Regions from separate parts of the Mus musculus genome. Here region 1 is linked to region 2. Evidence: chromatin loops called from intact Hi-C (ENCODE). Cell type or tissue: left cerebral cortex. All regions are shown on one strand.

Region 1 (2,500 bases), 140 kb before region 2:
GGGGGCGGGCTGCATGTTAATGGGAGGGGTAACCAAAGGCTGGAGCTCATTGATGACGCGATCCTCACGTGACCAGCAGTCGACGTGTGCAGAAGTCCTTATAGTCTAGGCCCAGTTCCCCAGTAGCAGCTCTGTCCTGCTAGAGAAGAGTGGCCCAGCTACTTCCAGGTACTTTAATAGTGGGCGCTGGCTTAAGAGATCATAGGGTGGAGGGAGCAGAGAACAGAAAGCACGCTCATCCCGCACTCTTTCTCTTATCCTAGGGTTCTGCTAAACTATTTTGTGCGAGAGGTTTGGGGCTGCTTGATGAGGGATGGGGCAGATTGGGAGGGAGGTAGCTAACCGAGTCCGGCAGAGAAAGAAAAGAGACGGGGAAAGGAGAACTGCGAGAGACGGAGAGAAGAAACAATAACACTGTGGGGAAAACTTGTCTGATTCTTTGCCCTCTTGCTGGGAAACAGGGTACAGATGAAGGCGGGGTTGCCACAAAGGGAGGGAGAAGAGGGGGATGTGGAAAAACTTTGTGCTATCCGTTAGCAAGACCTTTTGATTTAGGCACTAGTGTGCTCACCAAGAACTCCTGTCTTTCTTCAGCACTCTTGATCTTTTGAGCGCGACATAAATCGAGGTGCAAGAAGAGAGGAAAATCTCCAGGTACCTACAGGTCAGTGCAAGGGTGCAATTGCTTCAGGTCCCTTTGGGTGGGGGTAGGAGTGTGGAAGACACCAAAGCACATCCCAGGGGCGTCACGGCTGCCTCCCATCCGGATTAAGCACAGAAGGCCCCTGCAAATCCTGCTGCGGAAATGGGGTGAAGGAAGGAAAGGGAGAGGCTAAAGACATTTAAAAGAGAGAGGAGACCGCTGACCTGACTGTTGCTGGTGAGAAGCTGAGGATGGGATGACTTGGAAAAGCCCGAAAGGGCGGGAGTGTTAGAGCCATGTGGTGAGGGAAGGGTTAATTGCTTCCACGCCGCTCCCATTTCAGTGCTAGGAGAGGTTTGTTGCAGGGCCTGCTGGGAAAATGGTGGGCTGGAGCCGGGACAGGAGAAGATGGAGTTGGAGAGCAAGGGGGGGGTGGGGGGGGTGGAGGAAGGGGTGGAGTCAGGAGCTCAGAACCTGACTTGTCTAGTTAGAAAACTTTTTGGCAATTAAGTGACCTGAAACAAAAGTCAGTCGCTATGGGAACACAAAAGCTTGTCCATCTGCCTGACACCTAGTCGGTTTTGTTTCCTTGTTTTTATCCCCCTAGGATTAATTCATTAAGAAAATAATCAACATGCAAAAGTCTTGTGACGAGAACGAAGGAACACCCCAGAACACACCAAAAGCAGACGAAGGCCATCCTTCAGAAGATCCACCACAGCAGGCAGGAGAAACTCTTCAGGCTTCTGGAGAAAATGTGAGGGAGGAAACTGAAGGGAGCCATAGAGGAGAGCCTGCTGAACCCAGCCCAGAGCCCAAAGAGGACACTCCCGCAAGGCATCTGAACCCCGAAGAAGTGATAAGAGGCGTAGATGAGTTGGAAAGGCTTAGGGAAGAGATAAGAAGAGTAAGAAACAAGTTCGTGTTGATGCATTGGAAGCAAAGACATTCCCGAAGCCGTCCTTACCCTGTGTGCTTCAGGCCTTGAAATCGTTTTTTTCTCTGATATTGAAATGTGGCTGCTGCTTTCTTTCTCTTAGCATTTTCTGATGTATCTTTGAACTTCATTTTACTTTTAATAATAATTACCTGGCGGTATTTTCTGTTATGTAGTTTCGTTGTTACCAGCATCTCATTGGATTTTGGATTTTTGACCCATTTTCCACGTTTATCTTTCAGTTGGAAAGTTTCACATTTATGCATGGAAATATACAATTAGACAGCAAATTGAAAAAAACAGCAGCATAGTTAGGATCAACTCACATAGATAGGAAAATTCCTAATTATGTGTGTACATGTATAATTATACGTATCAAAAAATTTACAGTGCTTATTTTTGGTGTGGTGTGTTTTAATTTTGCCTTTTACTTATGTTGATTTTTTTTAATGAATACGTGTCTCACAAAGAACTGCAGATTTTTTTAATAAGTGGGAGTTAATTAAAATTAATTTGTAACCAGCTTGTAGAGGCAATAAAGGCACTAAACTCTTGATGAACTATTAAACAGAAATGTAAACCTGGAATTCCCTCTGGCTTCCTTAGCCAGAGGAATAAAACTGGCAATCATTATAGACACACTTGGTTAAGACTTGGTCTTTTCATGGGGGAAATACTTGCCTCACAGGGATCTGTGTGGAACATAGTATGCCATATTTGAGAGAGGACATGGCCTCACTCAGCCTGTGTTCAGATGCAGAGGGGTGGGGGCTGGGCTTCCGTGCCATTTTTCTTCTGCTGAGTTCCCACCCTTTTCTTCCCTGGGACCTGTCCTGCCTACCAACTAGGGCCAAGTCTGCTGGATCCTGCCAGTGGGGTCTTAAGTATAAAGATCCCGCTGGGTTTCCTTGAATTCCAGT
Region 2 (2,500 bases):
AACCTGATTCTAGTTAGCAGAATCTTCACCCTTGCCTATGGCAAACAGCACAGGTTTAAGTATCATAAATTTAACGAAGAGTTCTAGGAATTCTGAACCACCTGATGATAGTTACTTTAAAGAACTCCTTCCCTCCCCCTGAGACAATAGGATGCTTTCCCATGTAGGATCTCAACCTCAGAGTGTCTCTTGTTCAGGTATGTTCAGAATTGTTACTTGCTAGTGTGGAGGAGACTTGTGGATTGGGTAGTGTTTTACTAAAAGTGTCCCCATAATGGGGACAGAATCTCTCCAGAAGCCGATCCTACTAACTCTACATCAGACTTGTTTCTTCACTCTGAGCCTCAGATTCTGCACTGCACATTAACCATCTTTTCTGGACTATTATAGTAAAAGACAGGGAAGGGAGAAAGCATGTGGAATAGAGATAAAAGCGAGCAGATGGGAAAGGCAGACTCGATTCACTGGAAGCTGTACAGTGATGCTTTTTCTTGTCCCAGCTTTACCCCACAACTCTTCCTACACACCGAACAATGGAACGGAGACTCCCCTAACAGATCTGTGGGCTTTTTTCCTGTTTACTATGTAGCCAGTCCATGATGATGTTAAAGATATTGCTTGACTGAATCAAGCAGGTCAAGTGCCAGAAAGTCCCATATGCTGAGGGGCAACTACATACCATACACTGTCAGTTGCTAGTTTTAGACATTTTTAAAAGCTATCTTCTGAGGTGGGTAGCATTACTTCCTTTGTACAGATAAGCAGATGTTTTAGAAAGCAAATAATATGCTCAAGCAATTCTGTGAAGAAATCAACTTAACACTGAGACTATCTTGAAGGGGCATTTATTGGCTAAATTGTGGAAAAATTAGCACATATATGCATATACATATATATGCATCAATAGCCAAAGGTGGTAACTTCTGAGAAAAATGTGACTCTGAGTCAGATTGACTCCAACATATTATAAATGAGTAAATGGGCAGGAAAAATCTCTATCACATCTCAAATGTCAAGTATTAATTTTAGAAGAAAAATCTGAATTAGAAAAGCAACACATGACAACACCATAGTGATAAGTGATTCAGGCATAAATCATAAGTGAAAGCATAGACCGCATCAGTTTCCACAGCAAGCACTGGGTTGTCATGGTAACCACACTGTCCAAGGAAAGCTGGGAAAATAACAATGGTGGTAATCTGATTTCTAATATGTGCTAGGATCTGAGTAAGAATGGCAAATGGCATGATTTGGTTAGTTAATTTCAAGTATTCCTCATGATAACCATTCCTAGCAGCTCCAGTAACATAAATATACATATGTTCATATGATCACAAATTCATATATACTTATATGTGTATACACACACACACACACACACACACACACACACACACACACACATATATATATATATATATATATATATATATCCTTCTTCCTGTCTTTCTCACCACCCAAGATTCCAAGGATGCATTATGGTAAATTTACTGAGAGGTGAAGAAGCAAAACCACACCTTTCAACAGATTAATTTTGAACCATATATATTAATTAAAGCTGACTTTTCTATGTTCTCTCAACAAACTGATTTTTCTATAGATTGTCAACAAATAAAAACTGGCATTTTGATCCCTAGTTCCTGTATATTTTTGATGACTTCTTGAAACATATGTGAATGTATAGGAAAATGGATGTTAAGCAGGAAAGTACTTTTCACAAGCTAGAATTGTGCTTCTAACCATTTTTTGTATCAGTTTTTTTGAACAATAACTATTGCATATTTGTTCACTAACATTTTGGGGAATATATGATAGCCTGTATTTGTATTTTTGAAATACTGTCATTTAAAAATCACCACAAAATATGAAGCACTTGTGTGGATTATCTATGTACAAGAAGTTATGTCTGTATATTAAATACTACAAGATGTTGCTCCAGTAATTAAATCAGTCAATTGGGAGGCACATCTTGTTCATGTGTCCGAAGACTTTGATTATTTATATGTTAATTTTTTCCAATCTAATCTAAAGACTCATCACAATCCCAGTAAAAATTGCTATCCTTCGTTCTTGATGTGTTCCTCAGGTACAGGTGCTTCACTCAGGAACCAATTCCTGCCTTACTATATATATATCCTGCCTTCCCTGGCATGGCAATTACTTACCTGATAAATGTATTTACAGGGATAGCAAGGAGTTGCTCAGCTCAAGTCCTCTCCTTTCAAAACCCTTGGAGATGGTCTCTTCTGAGCAAGCCTGCTTTCTGCTCTGCATCTCAAGGATGGGTCTTGCAGAAGACTCCCAGCTTTCTTTCCTCTGTCCTTGGCATCTAGGCAGATTCCATGCTAAAAACAGGCATACATACATGCCTGGTTCACTTCTTCCTACAATCTTGCTCTAGATTGCTTGTATCACTACATGATATCAAAATATATTTCACACTTGAGCTCTGAGGTATACAACAAATATCTCTGGAAGAGAACACATCCATTCACTTTGA

Evidence for each region. A loop is a pair of places that touch in the nucleus more often than their neighbours do. Peaks named below come from ENCODE experiments on the same cell type or tissue, not always from the same donor. Only the 100,000 strongest peaks of a DNase experiment are listed, where the experiment ranks them.
Region 1: it touches region 2 in a loop (5-fold over the local background); 1 of 42 quality-filtered maps calls a loop at or near these places.

The regions. Positions count from the first base shown.
Region 1 is chrX:136,169,800-136,172,299 of GRCm38, reverse strand. It overlaps Tceal8 (transcription elongation factor A (SII)-like 8), which reads left to right and starts at 49. Exons shown (of 3, transcript NM_025703.3): 1 at 49-168; 2 at 595-664; 3 at 1,251-2,500. The coding sequence starts at 1,278. The coding sequence ends at 1,631. In left cerebral cortex, no CTCF peak of the experiment used is centred here; DNase peaks (open chromatin) are centred at 26, 883 and 1,395; H3K4me3 peaks cover 993 bases; H3K27ac peaks cover 964 bases.
Region 2 is chrX:136,029,184-136,031,683 of GRCm38, reverse strand. No RefSeq gene overlaps it. Among named protein-coding and RNA genes, the nearest start is that of Arxes1, 2.9 kb to the left of the region's middle. In left cerebral cortex, no CTCF peak of the experiment used is centred here; DNase peaks (open chromatin) are centred at 434 and 1,141.